Regions from separate parts of the Homo sapiens genome. Here region 1 is linked to region 2. The links are chromatin loops, found by intact Hi-C in ENCODE. Cell type or tissue: dorsolateral prefrontal cortex. All regions are shown on one strand.

Evidence for each region. Peaks named below come from ENCODE experiments on the same cell type or tissue, not always from the same donor. Only the 100,000 strongest peaks of a DNase experiment are listed, where the experiment ranks them.
Region 1: it touches region 2 in a loop (2.6-fold over the local background); 8 of 110 quality-filtered maps call a loop at or near these places.

The regions. Positions count from the first base shown.
Region 1 is chr14:95,323,772-95,331,771 of GRCh38, forward strand. It overlaps LINC02292 (long intergenic non-protein coding RNA 2292), which reads left to right and starts at 5,813. Exons shown (of 3, transcript NR_110127.1): 1 at 5,813-5,897. LOC105370637 (a long non-coding RNA gene) reads right to left here and starts at 5,101. Exons shown (of 2, transcript XR_944171.3): 1 at 4,065-5,101; 2 at 2,398-3,066. RefSeq lists an enhancer at 4,099-4,168. In dorsolateral prefrontal cortex, no CTCF peak of the experiment used is centred here; no DNase peak of the experiment used is centred here.
Region 2 is chr14:95,429,014-95,437,013 of GRCh38, forward strand. It overlaps SYNE3 (spectrin repeat containing nuclear envelope family member 3), which reads right to left. Exons shown (of 18, transcript NM_152592.6): 15 at 7,807-7,968; 16 at 4,247-4,396; 17 at 3,066-3,104. Among named protein-coding and RNA genes, the nearest start is that of SYNE3-AS1, 83 kb to the right of the region's middle. RefSeq lists an enhancer at 2,461-2,600. In dorsolateral prefrontal cortex, CTCF peaks have their summits at 2,382, 3,365 (motif pointing left) and 3,568; a DNase peak (open chromatin) is centred at 3,358; H3K27ac peaks cover 944 bases.

The DNA of each region.
Region 1 (8,000 bases), 110 kb before region 2:
AAACCTCTCCTGGGCAGGGGGCTTGCATTATGATGTCACCAGACTGCACTGTATCATAAAGACCCCCTGGAATCATTGGTCACCCAGGGTCTGGCCCTGTGCTAGCACCCAACTGTGAACAAGACCCAGAATCCACCTGTGAGGAGGGAGTCCAACTCTCTACAGTGTAGCCTGCCTCTGCTTTTTAGACCTTATCGAAAGGACATCAAGGAGCTTTTGGAGGACTTAAACAGGGATCAGATTGTCCCTTTAGTTGTGGTGTGGAGAAGTGATCAGAGGAGTGAGGCAGGCTGTCAGGCGGCCCTGCTGGCCTCGGTGATACAGGTGTCAGGCAGTGGCGGCCTTCGCCGGAGTGGTGGTCATGGAGATGGATTCTCCAGCTGTTCAGGCAGTGGAATTAGCAGTACCTGGCAGCTGGCTGAGGAATTTGGCAACGCCCTGTCCACACACTTTTGCTTCTAGGACTTCTGTATGTCTGTTACACCCACTATACTGCAAACTCCTCAAGAATGCCTTGCAAGCAGAGCTGTCTAATTCATCTGTGCATCGCCAGAGCCCAGCACCGTGCTGAGCACATAGTAGGAGCTCAATAAATGTTAGTTGCATACGTGAATAAACAAATATTTAAACTTCACCAAGCAGTAACTCCTAATACTCATTGAGTGCCAAGCTCCTCAAGAGAGTCAGGGTCTCATCTGTGCTTGGGAATGCTGGGTGTCAGCCTGTCTGCTGAGGTTTTGCCTGCTAAACTTTTCTTACCCATTGCTACCTACCTCCAGGAATCCTGTGGGATATAACGCAAAGGCTGGTAGCAGAGAGAGATGCTGAGACATAGAAAGAATCCAGGCTCAGCTGGACGCGGTGGCTCATGCCTGTAATCCCAGCACTTTGGGAGGCTGAGGCCGGCAGATCACGAGGTCAAGAGATGGAGACCATCCTGGCCAACATGGTGAAACCCTGTCTCTACTAAAAATACAAAAATTAGCTGGGTGTGGTGGTGCACACCTGTAGTCCCAGCTACTCGGGAGGCTGAGGCAGGAGAATGGCTTGAACCTGGGAGGCAGAGGTTGCAGTGAGCCGAGATCACACCACTGCACTCCAGCCTGGGTGACAGAGCGAGACTCTGTCTCAAAAAAAAGGAAAAAGAAGAAAGAATCCAGGCTCAGGCAAAAGAATGGTGGGTATGGTGCAGTAGACAACAGACAGAAGTGGCTACTCATGAGCTGTGTGAACTTGGGCAAGTTCCTAATTAATTTTGGCCTCTGTGCTGTCATCTGTAAAATGGGGCCCGGTGTCCCTACCTGGAAGGATTGTGTGAGATCAAAGCTGTGCATATAGAGAAGAGATTTTCAGTGAGTCTCTTTGGTAAGAGTCAGATCATTTCCATCGTACAGAGTGAACAACATTCAGAAGAAAAACTTGCCCTGAACTTGGGAGATTACCTATAAGTAAAAGATTAATATATTCTCTGAGATTTTATTAGTTTTTTTGGCGTGTGTAGGTGTTGGTGGGTGGTTAAAAAAAAATCCTGCTTCCCTAAGTAGACAGCACCGGATGCCCCAATTTCCACAAATAAAACCCTTCATTTCTTCCAGGTTTGAACAAAGGCTGCTTCCCTAGAGACAGCTCTGCTAATTTTTTTTTTTTTTGCAGACATTAGAACACTATTTAAAGAGTGTACATCTCCTAGTGAAGCAAATGATAAACTTTCCCACCTACAAAGTGTGAGATATTGGCAATGTAAAGATGTGAAGAGAGATACGGTACTATGGAGGGAGAGAAAGCCCTGTGTATGAGATATTTGCAACAGCATTGCAGATAGATAGATACATAGATATAATTTTTTAACATTTGGAATCAAAAGCAAACTTTATGGCTAATAGTCCCAGGAAGCTCACGCCTATAATCCCAGCACTTTGGGAGGCCAAGGAGGGTGGATCACCTGAAGTCAGGAGTTCAAGACCAGCCTGGCCAACATGGTGAAACCTCATCTCTACTAAAAATACAAAAATTAGGCAGGCATGGTAGTGGGCACCTGTAATCCCAGCTACTCGGAAGGCTGAGGCAGGAGAATTGCTTGAGCCCAGGAGGCAGAGGTTGCAGTGAGCCAAGATCGCACCACTGCACTCCAGCCTGGATGACAGAGCAAGACTCCGTCTCTAAATAAATAAATAAACAAACAAACAAACAAATACTAAAGTGTGGCACAGATAAAATCCTTGAGCCAGTGCTTCGAGCTGACAATCCTTACATGGACAACTCAATTACAACAGATTTGTTGTGCATCTATTACTGTGCAGCTGACATTGACCAAGAACTCACTATTTCCCAAGGATTGGGCCAAGTGCTTTGTATGTATTATCTAATTTAATCCTCTCAACAACTCTTCCAAGGAGATACGGTTATCATCCTGATTTTATTGATGAGGAAACAAAGGACAAAAAAGTTCAGTAATGTCCCCAAGGTCACATAAGTCATTAGGTTAGCCAAGAAGTAACTGGAGTCCAGGTGTTTTGCGGAAACCAAGTCTGATCTTTCTGCTCTGCAGCAGCAGCCTTTGAGGAGAATAGTTCAAGTTAGAAATTCACTAAGAAATACTTTCAGGCAATTGTTGGTCTTAGGTAAACAAGATCACAAGGGGCAAGTTTTCCCTATTAGGCCAGGAGCAAAAAGTCTCTCCATTGCCCTTTGCAGAAAGCTTTCTTCTGTGTGTGTGAAATGCTGGGGACATTTCTGCCTCTGACCCCTGAGCATCCCAAACACTGTGGCTGTGCTGGAAAAGTATGTATGTTTCCTGCTGTTCAAATTGATTTCAACATGTAGATTCCAAAACAAAGCAAAAACAAACAAAAAGCCTTTATCCAAGCCAGCAATAAGTCCAAATCCATCCTTGGTAGCCAGTGTCATCCAAAGAAGACCCCCACCAACTCTTCCCTTCCCACAGGGGCATGCTGCTCCTCACATGAAACAGGAGAATCTCTTTTCTCCTCCCTTGAAAGTGGGCTGTGATGCAAGACAGGTGAGCCCAAGAATTGGGGCTTAGCTTGGGAGGGTTCTTGGCTTCATCTAGGAAAGAATACAAGGGTGAGCTGGTGGTGTTAATCAGAAACTTTTATTGAAGCAGCAGTGTACAACAGCAGAAACAAAGGCATTGCTCCTTGCAGAGCAGGGCTACCCCATGGGCAGCATACCCAGAATAGTGGCTCAGAGGCAGTTCTGCAGTTGCGTTTATACTCACTTTTAATTATATTGCAAATTAAGGGACAGTTTGAGCAGAAATTTCTAGGAAAAGTATGGTAACCTCTGGATTGCTGGGTCATTGCCATGGAAGGGGGTGGTAACCTTCAGGTGTTGCCACAGCAATGGTAAACTCACATGGCAAACTGGTGGGGTGTCTTATGGGGAAGTGCTTCTGTCCCAACCTGTTTCAGCTAGTCCTCAGTTTGTTCCGGTATCTGAGCCCCACCTTCAGAGTTGAGTCCTGCTTCCTACCTCAGCTGGACTTAATGACTTGCTTGGCTAAGAGAATGTAGTGGATGCAATATTTGGGGGCCCCTGAGGCTGGGTCATAGGAAGCCTTGCAGCGTCTGTCCTAGCCTCTTAGAACACTTGCTCTGGTCACAGGCTTCTTCCATTTAATCAATCTGAGAGTGCCATGCTATGAGGAAGCCCAGTCAGTTGCATATGGGGTGACATAGGTCCCACCAGCCCCCAACTGCTTGAGCCATCTCAGCCCAGGAGCCAAGCAGGTGAGTGAAAAACCCACCTCGGACAAGAGCTCATCTTCAGCCCAGCTGAGCTTTTGGCCTGGCTGGAGCTACAGCCCCAGCTATCACCTGTATCACCTGACTGCAACAGCATGAGAGATCCCATACAAGAATTTCCCGGCAGAGCTCAGTCAACCCCCAAAATCCTTGGAGAAAATCCATTGCATAGTTTTAAGCTGCTCAGCTCTGTCATGCGGTACTAGCTAACTAGAGCACGATCCTCTCCTCTCCATCTCCACAGCATCTTGGTCCCGGCCATGGTCATCTCTCCCTTAGATGCCCTCCACCACCACCTACCTGTTTCCTTGTCCCCCATGGTGGTCTCCAACCTCACTCTCCAGGGTGATCTTAAAATGTCATTGGAGCATGTCACTCCCTGGCCTCCCCCTGCACATCTCTTGAAAATCAGCCTCCTTGCCGTGTTCACAGGGCTTGAGAAATTTTGACCCCTCATCTCATTAGCTCCCCGCTCCTCTTTCAAGCCACCTGTTCCTTTCAGTTCCTCAAAAGAGCTGCTTTTTGTGCAAACCTTATGACCCAAGAATTTCACTGGCGGTCTACACTCACCAGAAGTGTACAAATATCAGCTGGACGTGGTGGCTTATGCCTGTTAACCCCAGCACTTTGGGAGGCCGAGGTGGGTGGATCATTTGAGGTCAGGAGTTTGAGACCAGCCTGGCCAACATGGCGAAAACCTGTCTTCTATTAAAAATACAAAAATTAGTTGGGCATCATGATGCAGGCCTGTAATCCCAGGCCTGAGGCAGGAGGCTGAGGCAGGAGGATCGTTTGAACCTGGGAGGTTGAGGTTGTAGTGAGCCGAGATCACGCCACTGTACTCTAGCCTGGGTGACAGAGCGTGACTCCGTCTTGAAAAAAGAAAAAAAAAAGTGTACAAATATATTCCTTGAAAGATGTGTTCAGGAGTATTCATGGCAGTGTTATTCTCCATAGCCAACACAGCCCAAAGATCCATCAGGAGGAGGATGGGTAAATAATGGAATACGATTTATCAAGAGGAAAAGGAGAGAACAACACGGATGAGTCTCACAACTCTAACATGGGGTGAAAGCAGCCAGATACAAAATAATGCACAATGCAGAGTCCAGTTGAAAAAACGCTACAAAAATAACACAATCTGTGATGAGAAAAGTCAGGATAGTGGTTAGCCTGGGAGGGAGGTGGGAAATGGAAGGAGCGTAAGGAGTGCCTCTGGGGTGCCGGTCATGCTTTGTTTCTCATATGGGTCTGGTCGTACAAGCGTGTTATTCTCTAGGGGGTAGTTTGCCAATTGTACATTTTCTGGCTGGATGTTCAATAAGGTGTTAAAAAAAAAAAAAGTGCTGTCCTATCTCCTTCCAAATGACTTTCCTACACACACCTTCGAAATTCCTCCACCGGGAATTTACTGCTTTCTCTTAGTCTTCTTCTGGTTATTCAGATCCAGCTCAGCCCTCCCCTCCTCGGGGAGCCCTTCCTCTGTTGCATCAGTTAGTCTTGGCTGTGGGGCGATCATACCTACAAGCAAAGCACAGTGACTCAAAGCAGTCTCATTAATTAGCTCATGATTCTAAGGCTGGCAATTTGGGCAGTTCTTATGCTGCTGGGGAGGATAATGTGGACCAGTTTTGAGAAAGCAAGACACGAAGAAAGAGAATCCTGGTTCAGTGCCCATCTGGAAAGCTTCATTCATGCTGATCTGATTTAGTGCGTCGTTAAATTGTGTTTTATAAATGCATAAACACAGAATTGATAAGATTTGTTCTATAATCCCCGCTGAACACACATGTCAGTTACTGGGCTGGGAGCTGGGGACAGATTGATGGATAAGATTAATGCAGGAGGTGGGTATGGGTTCATTTGTTCCTTTTTTTATTCCTTTATTTGTTCATTCATTTCACCAGCCAACTTTAATGGAGGACCTAGCAAGTGCCAGGCAGCATTCTGAGCCCTGGAATCCGGTGATGAACATGACAGACAAGATTCCTGCCCCCAAGGAGCTGCACCTTAATAAGTCCCGCAATGAAGGAGACAGAACATAAACAGAGGAAAATACACAAGATGCCAGCTTGTGAGAAGTGCTAGCAAAAAAAGACACAAGTATGTCCAGAGAGTCTGAGGTGTATACAGGTATACAGAGTTCAATTCTTCTGGGGCAGATGGCAGGAAAACGTTCTAAAAATAAGTACCATGTTTTTAGTAGAAGCCATGTCAGAGGCTTGATGTGCATTTTTTCTAACTTGTACAACAAACCATGAGGTAAACAACATTTTCCTACTTTGTAGATGGGGAAACTGATGTTGAGAGAAGTTGAGTCACTTGTCCAAGGTCACACAGCAGGGTGAGGGTGGCCTCACACTGGTGTGTCCCAAAGGGCATCTGGTGTCCAGTGTTGTTCTCTTGGTAGAGGTGATGAGGCCTAATGAAGCCAAGAAAGATAAGTGGATGTTTTCCTGGTGGGCAATGGTCAAGGGAAGTGAAGGGAGCCCGGTGAGCAAAGCTGCTGTGTGTGAAACTGCCTGGTGTGGTCCAGGAGCTCAGTGTAGCCTGGGCCAAGCATATGAGCTGGGAGGGAAGGGTGGAGGGCCGGATCCAGAGGGAGAGTGGGTTCTTGGTTATGGAGCCACGGCAGGTGCGAGGCTGGGGAGGGACACTGGTAGGCTCCCGTTGAAACTCAGCCATCTAGAGCCCATTTTCCCGTAGGCCTCCAGCTCCTCAGCTGCAGGAAGGAGGCTGTATGGAGTTCAGAGCACAGGCTCTTCAATCGGACGGCACAGCCTGGATACGTGGTGGGCTTAGCAATTTGCTCTTGTGAGATACAATGCGATTTCTCAGTAAATTCTGCATCTCAGCTTTGGCTTCATCTGTGTCTGAGTCTCCATCTCATGCAGCTAGCTTATCATAGATCAGTACATTCACAGCATTTATTCGATCCTTTACAAAAACAACAGCCCGGGTTCAAATCCCAGCTCCACCACTTCCTCCCTGTGAGGCCCTGGGGAAGTAACATATCCACTCGGTACCTCTTGTAAAATGGAGGTGGCAGTGACTTTTATTTTTTATTTATTTATTTTTAGACAGAGTTTCACTCTGTCACTCAGGCTGGAGTGCAGTGGTATGATCTCAGCTCACTGCAACCTCCACCTCCCGAGTTCAAGTGATTCTCATGACTCAGCCTCCTGAGTAGCTGGGATCACAGGCATGTGCTACCACACCTGGCTAATTGTTTGTATTTTTAGTGGCAACGGGGTTTCGCCATGTTGGCTAGGCTGGTCTCGAACTCCTGTCCTTAAGCAATCTTCTTGCCTTGGCCTCCCAAAGTGCTGGGATTGCAGGCATGAGTCACCACGCCCAGATAGCAGTGATTTTTCAATGAAGTAATATACACGTGATGTGGAGAACTTTTCTGGCACAGAGTAGGCACGCAGCAGGGACCACGTGCTATCCTTGGGGGCATCTGACCAGTCCCTACAGGCCAGTGTCACTCCCAGGCAAGTGCAACTGTTTACTGAAGGCAGCATCGCTAGCGAAGGCAGGACCTGGAGAGGGCAGGATCCCCGGTGAAGTCAGGTCCTGAGTTTTCCAGTGAACTCAGTGCCTTCCATTCAGTGGGCGGCCGCTGGCCCAGATGGAGCCGGGGGTGGATTCTTGAGCTTGGTTCACCAAGAGAGGAGGGTACTGCACAATCTCGGGAGCCAACCACATTTTTTTTTTTTTTGTACAGCTCATTTCACCAATGAAAAGGCACTGGCAACATCTCCTATGCAGATTAGCCGCAGCCTCCGGTGCCGATTTAGCAAAGCCATGATTGACCAGATCCGAGGCTCGCTGCCCTGTGGAGCTGCTTCCTAATTATGTTACTTCAAGCACCCATCCCCAGGGTGCAGGTTAAAGTTAACCAGCACACTAATGTACATCAAGCAGTGTAGGCGGAGGCGCAGTTCTGAAGACAGTCACCAATACGCGGCAAATACCTATTGTGAGATCCATCACCTGCTGGATGGGCCTGCTCCCTCTACCACTCCCCTCCCACCTGCGCCTGGGTTGGGGAACTGGCCCCTTGCTAACTAGTCTAATCCCCTTCAGTTGGTCACAAGCCCTGTGGAGGTGGGAAGGAGACAGGACTGGGAAGGCAGTGAGGGAGGGCACGATGTGACTTCAGGGACAGCAGGAGCCTGAGTCTGGAGTTTGGGCTGCCCTAATTTGCTGTGTGACCTTGAAAGCCCCTTCCCC
Region 2 (8,000 bases):
GAAGACAGCACCTACTTGCTACCTGCCAGGCCTGTGGATGTGCATACGTGCATGCGTGCGCATAACCACACAGGCATACGCCACACTCCAACCCGTGAAGAATCACGCACACACCAAAGCTAAAGGAGGATTTCCCCCTTGGATGTGTCGTTGCTCCCTTCGCTCTCAGAAAGAAAAGCAGGACGGTGTCTGCAGAAGTCTCCCAGGTCCCCATTCACACAGCACTTGAGAACCTACTATGTGCCATGGTTACAACAGGAACTTTGCTACCAGGAGCTGAGTGGACTCGCATTTAAATTTGGAAGACTGCGGCTAAATGACTCACTGAAGGTCACACACGCTAATGGTGGAGCCTGGGTTTGAACCCAGAGTGTAAAGTGGTGGTTCTCAAAGTGTGGTCCCCAGGCCCCCAGCAGCAGCATCACCTGGGATCGTGTTAGAAATGCAGGTTCATGGGCCACCCTAAAACTGATGAATCGAAAACTCTGGAGGTGGGGTCCAGCAATCTATGTTTTATCAAGCTGTCCTATAAATGAGCCACAGATGGTCTCCGTGTAGTGGCCCCCATGTTGTTTACTTCTTCACAGTGGGCTGAGATCCGTTAGCTCAAAAGGCAGCAAGCACCAAAGTCAGATTTTTACACATCCAATTGTTTTAAACATAGCCCAAGTAAGCAGATTCTTTAGTCATTTAGGGCTTTCCGTCTTTGCATACCCCACCAAGCTGTGCCCAACGTCTTCTGGTCATAGACAAGATACACCTCAGGGCTACATGGATCACAAGTGGTGTGACCTTCAGAGCTCTCTGACCCAGAGATTCCCACTGTGCTACTGAGCAACATCAGCTGGACATGTGCGCTCTGGTCCCATCCCCCTCTCTCCACCCAAGCAGGATGTACAGTCTACAGGACAGGTCACTGCTCTTCTGTTCACTGATCTTGGCACAGTCAGAACTAAGGAAGGAAGGAAGGAAGGAAGGAAGGAAGGAAAGAAGGGAGGGAGGGAGGGAGGGTAGAGACAGCAATGAACGCTATGGCTGTGAACATACCACAGTAACACATTAATTACAGGTTGTAGGAACCTGAGGCTGTGCTGGAGGGCTGGTGTTAGCCAGCAAATGTCACTACTCAAAAACATTTAGTGTGCACTTACTATGTGCTAGGCACCATGGCTAGACACCAGGGGGACCAGACTTGACACCCACATGGATCCTGGCCTAGGGGCTGCATAGGTGGGGGCTTCCAACCAGAGAGAGGCTTAAAGTGCAGGAGCTAGAGTCGGTCTGGACACAAGGTCCTAGGTCCCCCGTCTCCCACCAGGACCCACCAGGCTGGCCTGTGTAGAGCACCTGTCCTTTCCTGATGATTTTCCCTTTCTCATGAGAAGTGTGTTTGTTATTCTAAACTGGGGGGTGTTGGGGGCAGGGCTTAAGTGATCAGAAGCATTTCTACTTTCATATACAACAGTTCACACGATCTTCAAAATAAGTTCATGAAGTAAATAAGGTTGCCATTAATAGTTCCATTTTAGGCTGGGTGCAGTGGCTCATGCCTGTAATCCCAGCACTTTGGGAGGCCGAAGAGGGTGGATCACCTGAGGTCAGGAGTTTGAGACTAGCCTGGCCAACATGGTGAAACCCCGTCTCTACTGAAAATACAAAAATTAGCCGGGTGTGGTAGCGCATGCCTGTAATCCCAGCTACTTGGGAGGCTGAGGCAGGAAAATTGCTTGAACCTGGGAGGCAGAGGTTGCAGTGAGCTGAGATTGTGCCATTGCACTCCAGCCTGTGTGACAGGAGACTCTGTCTCAAAGGAAAAAAAAAAAAAAGCTCCATTTTATAGATGGGGAAAGTGAACCCCAAGGGGCCAAACAACTCCCTCGAAGCCACAAAGCCAGTTGGTATTGGGCCCAGAGCCCAGCCTTGATTTTGTGACTGCCCTGCCCAGTCCATTGGTTACCCACTCTCCTATAGATGTTACTTATGACACCAGCCAGAGGCCAAGAAGAAATCACAGATTTCTAGGAAACACAGATTCCAAAGAATGAGAGATCTCAAGGAACTCAGAGCTCCTTGGATCAGAGCATGCCGGAGGAGGCTCGTGTCATTACGGGCCAATGCCTAGCAGGAAAACACAGCATTCATTCCCTTGGAAACAGTGGCACTAGGAGACACCGATTTACACTTGGCTTTTCCAGAAATGGGGAGACACCCCAGGCCCCAGGGAAGTCTTCTCCAAGTCACAACGTGGAAGTTTAACAACATGAGTTTTGGATTCAGAGGCCAGAGACCACTGAGGGGCTGAGGCCTTCCTTGAACAAGTCACTTCAGGCTTGCCCCTTCTGTTTCCTCGCGCTGAAAGTTGAGATTATACTGCCTCCTAGGTGTCACTGGGAGAGTTACAGGAGAGGCCCTAACCACAACTTAGCACAGTTCCTGGCACACACAGTGGATGGCCAATACATAGCATCTCGAGTAATAATCATACCTATTACTCATTGTTGTCGTTATTACTGCTGTTATTGTTATTGCTTCAGCCTGCAAAGACCCTGGGAGTGACTCTGAGCACGGCTCAGTAGGGTAAGTGGAAACACCTGCCTAGTAGAACTCAAAGGCACAATCCCTCCCTCTCCTGTCCCTACCGAGCCCCATAGACTCTCCATCACCAGGGTGGCCACACCGTCCAGTTTGCCCGCAACAACCCAGGTTTCCTGGGACAGTCCCGGTTCACACCTGCTGTCACAGCATAATCATTGGTAGCATCTTTGTCCACTCCCCAGCGTGTCCTGATTTAGGAGGGTGAACTCCAAGATCCCCTCTCTGCTATGTGCCTGTCCCAGCGGAGGACTCTGCACACCCTGCCAGCCTCCCCCCAAGCCTGGGGCTTCTTGAAATCAAGAATCCTGGGGCCCAGCACAGCGCAGCCCAGAGTTGATCCCCCATAAATGTTCTTTGGTCTTCCTGGAACCTTCCAGAAAGCCCACGAGTCTTGCCCCAGTGTCACGGGCCCACCAACCCTCCAGGCACCCTGCCTGCTAGCCGTGTGGAGCAGATGGCAGACACTGTACCTTTTGGAATCCAGTCGGCTCCCCTGGAGAACTTTGTGTCTGTTATTTTAGGGAAGGAGAGGAAAAGGGGGGAAAAAAATAAGTTAAGTGAGTGAAACTTAAATCCCAACAGAGCCTGTAATGGAATATTCGTTTTGTCAGGGGAGTGTTTCTTTAAAACTTCTGGTCATCTGGACAGCCTGAGCCAGCAGATGATTCGATTTAATGAGCTTTTTAACACACTTCAGGCCCAGCTGGGATTCTGTCTGGAAAGGCCGTGGCCAAGGCCGGCGGGGGCCATGGCCAACCTGGCTTGGGCTGGGCTGACACCTAGTGGCCGTCTCGGCTGCTCCCGGGCCAGGAAAGCCTGGGGCGCCCAGCTTGGGGCTGGGGTCTGAGGCTGAAAGGGCCCTTAAGGGCCAGCTCACCACCCTCCTCAGACTTAGGGACCTAGGAAACTTAATGTCCGTGCCTCAGTTTCCTCATTGGTTCACAGGGCATATAACAGCACCTCCTTTAAAGGGCTGTTATAAGGACATAGCATTGAGCAAAGGTTATGATCATTACTAGTTTTGCTATTATTATTATTATTATTATTATTATTATTATTATTATTATTATTTGGTGTGAGGAGACACAGGGGCCCCCGAAAAGGAAGGTGCTTGCTCAACTAAGACACAGGGCAAGTTAGAGACATGGGGCTGGACCCCAGGGCTCCTGATGCCACTCCAGTGCTTCCCCAGGTCACGCCTACAACACACGGGTGTGTCTGCAGGCTGGCTCTGCCACTGACCACCCACGCGGCCTCGGGCAAGGTTTTTCACTGCTTGGAGTCTCAGCTCCCCTCTGCAGTCTGGAGATACAATGACTTGAGCAGAGGGGAACCGTACAGACTGAATGGGACGGTGCACACAGGGCCCTCGGCTTGGGAGATAGGAAGCACTCCTTACACATTAATTATGAGGTCACTGCTGTCCTGACTGGGACTTCAGCCTCATGAGGTGGTTGGATGGCCAAATGGCGTCACCTAAGTGCCCAGAACCCATGAGTGTCCCTGTCCTCTGCCTGAGTGGTCACCACTGTCTGGTGTGTGAATGCACAGGGCAGGGTGGATGCAGGCTTAGCACTGTATCCCCAGGCAAATACGGCCCAGCTATAGTCCTGTCCCTGGAATCTGGGACCTGCACATCCTTGGCACCTACCAGCAGGTGGCCAGAGTCCTTCAGCTTGGACTTGTACAGCATCCACTGGTAGCGCAGATCTTCCAGCTCATCCGAGGTCCCCCTTGCTGGCCCGAGACGAAGGAGGTTCTCAAAGAGATGCTGACCTTCTGGCACCCGAGCCTCCAGCTCCTGGGGGAAACAGCAGCGTCATGGTGCGGCTTCCAAATGGCCCAGACAGCCCCACCTGAATGGTAAGGATGGGTCCATCAAATTTCACTTGACAGACAGGTAGGCAGGGAGGAGGCAGACAGAATCCATAAAGTGGGACTCCCATCTGTGCAATTCAAGCCAAGGCCTAGCCCTTGCTCTCAGGAATGCTACAGGATGGCCTCCTGCATGGAACGGGCAGCTGGGCTGCAGACCTCCAGTGGTCACTTCCAAATATGACATTCCAGGACCAAGTCCTCCAGAGGGCTTGACTAGAGTTCGCATCATTCTAAAAGCTGTCATTGTGAACATGTCTTTCTGTTAGCATTTTGAGCCTGGCAGAATGGTGTTTTAATGTGCAGATTTTTCTCAGGAAATAGAAGTACTGTGTTCCCTTGGGATGGAAACTTTTATTCTCAGGACTCCTGAGAGGTGGTGTGATGGGGCAGTAGGAGCGGGGCTATAAATCCGGGAGCCCAGTTTTAAATCCTGGCTTTGGATCCTGGCTCTGCCCCATTCTACTAGCATGTAATATGGGACACCTTGCTTAGCTTCTCAGAGCCCACAGGAATGTATGCTGTACAAAAAGCAAGGGGGTTTAACTTGAGGAACGGAAAGTCATTTCTGATATGGCTGGAGTTGGGTGGTGGTGCGGTGGGGGGAATGAGAGGAGTAGCCAGATATGAGACAGGAGAGGCAGGCAAGGAAGATTTCCAGGTAATGGCCAACTAGATAATTGGGACCAAACCTCCCACTAAGGACAAAATATTTAAAGCATTTTAAAGGCATAAAAGTATTAACAAAAGAATGTGAGGCACACCGGGCCACAACTTGGGAAAGAATGAAAACCCAGGGCAGTCAGTGCTGTGTTCAGATCTGCTTTTGCCCACAGAACATTTGCCAATTTGGAAGGAATAGCTGTAAAACATCTTTGCTTTTGGCAGCCTCACTGGGCTGGGGAGACAAAGGCCAAAGTCTGGGGCCTGCAGAGGTAGAGATTCTGATAGGGTTCATTCACCCTTTTGCTGAGCTCCTAAAGCCTTCACCCTATTAAAAATGAACCAGAAGTAAACCTGGACCTTGTGTAGACTTGCAGCCCAGTTCAAAGTCATCTTAGTAGACCAGGGAAACTCAAGCCTTGAACTTGGATTTAGTGGTCCCAGAATGAAAGGTCCCTACTCGCCTGGCAGTAGCAAATAAAATCAACTCTGGAGGAAAAGATTATCCTAAATCTTTTTTTTCTTTTTGAGACAGAGTTTCGCTCTTGTTGCCCAGGCTGGAGTGCAATGGCGCGATCTCGGCTCACCGCAACCTCTGCCTCCCAGGTTCAAGCAATTCTCCTGCCTTAGCCTCCCGAATAGCTGGGATTACAGGCATGCACCACCATGCCCAGCTAATTTTGTATTTTCAGTAGAAACGTGGTTTCTCCATGTTGAGGCTGGTCTCGAACTCCTGACCTCAGGTGATCCACCCGCCTCAGCCTCCCAAAGTGCGGGGATTACAGGCGTGAGCCACCGTGCCCTGCCTATCCTAAATCTTAAATCCCTCTTATACATATTTTGGCAAACACAATGTCTAGCACACAAAGCAGCCACATGAAGACACAAGAAACCAAGAGTAAGAACAGGCAGAAATAATATACAACAGAAACATTCATAAAATGCCTTGAGATGTTAGAATTATTAGATACAATCTGTAAAAAGCTATGTTTACTATGTTCAAATAATTAAAAGATAGGTTTAAAAATTTCAGCAAGTATCTGGAAGGTATGAAAAATGATAGAGTTTCAGTTAAGACAGGAGCTATAAAATAAGAAAAAAAAAAGATAAGAAAAATGATAGAGTAGATTATTAAAAGCACCAAATAGAAGTTCTAGAACTGATAACTGCAACAACCAAAGTTAAGAACTCAGTAGACACGTGTAACAGAAGATGAAACACAGCTAAAGAGAGAATTAGTAAACTGAAAGATGAATCAGAAAAACTATCCAGAATGCAAAACGAAGAGAGAAAAGGATGAAAAATACACAGGAGAGAGTAAGAGACATAAAGCACACAGTGAGAAGTAGTTACATATGTTTAAATGATATCACAGTAGGAGAGGAGAAAGGGAACAAGGCAGAGGTGATATTTTAAGAAAGATTGTTAGTAGAAAAAAATACAAGTAACAAGTTTGGGAATTAAGAGAAAAAAAAATAAGGTTAGAGAGTTTTCCAGAAAGATCCTAGACCACAGATTCGGGAGTTAAAATGAATCCCAACCCAGATAAATAAAAAGAAATTCAAACCTAAACATATCATGGTAAGATTGCATAAAAATAGGGAAACAGAAGTGAGCTAGGGCCTGGTTGAGAATGGCCTTGAATAATAAACTCAGGGGTTAAACTCTATAGTGAAAGGTTTTCATTAGGGGGAGGACAGGGTCATATTTGTTATTCTGGCTGCAGGATGAGCCATGACCTAGATGGGACCCAACAGGAAGAAAGGAGGATCAGCTGGGAGGCTACAGCCATAGTCAAGGCCAAAAATGGTAAGTGCCTAAATTAAGACAATGGTAGTGCGAGGGAAGAGAAACACAAAATATCTAGGAGGTGGAATCAAGGAGCTTTAGCAACTGATTAGATGTGGGAGTGAAGAAGACAGGAGAGAAGTAGTAGTTCAGTTGCAAAAATGGCTGTGACTTTCCCCATCTCCCTCCCCCCAGCCATATCCATACCCACTGCAATATGACTTTGCCATCCCTTCCATCAAGTAGTGGAGTCTCTTTCCCTTTCCTTGACTCTAGGCTGGTTTTGGCAAACAGAATGCAGGGGAATTAATGTTATGCTGGCTCCTAGTCTTGACCTCAAAAGTCCTTGCCTGCTGCTATTGCTCTTTTCTGCCCTGCCTCTGCTATGAGAAGTCCAAGCTGTGCCACAGGAGTATACGAGATGTGTAGTCCATGTCATTCTCATCTCTAATAGCCCACCAGCCCCTAGAAGTAGAGACACCCAACTGACCTACAACTGACAGCAGACGGACTGGAGGCACTGCCCGGTTGAGTTCAGCCTAACCTGCCATGCTTCTGAACCATGGGTTAAATACATAGTTATTGTTATCAGCCACAAACTGTTGGGATGGTGTGTCACACAGCAATAGCTAAGTGACAGGAGTCAAGTGATTAGTGGTGATATTTTCCAAGTAGGGAACTACATAAGCATGCTGAACACACGAATGAATGCCAGAAAAAGTTCTAAAATCTTTGAACCAAAAAAGTTTAAAAGCGATTATCTATACACAAGGGAGAACAGCTCACAAACTGTGGGTGTGTTCCTTCTTTTGAAGAACTCCCTGGTGGCAAATGCCTCTGTGGGTGCAAACCTTATGGATGAGGGACCTTTCCTGGGGAACAGACCTGCAGCTTCGATTTTCTGGTCCTCAAGTCCTCAGCTGTAGAAGTTCTCATTGCGATGATTCTAACCAGCTTGGAGTTTTCCACCTGCAACCACTGCCCAAAGTTCCTCAGGAGCTGGGAGAAATCTTCATGGCTCCCTTCTTCTTCCTGTAGAAGATTTGCCTGTAGGATCACACACGGCCAAAGCGTCAGAG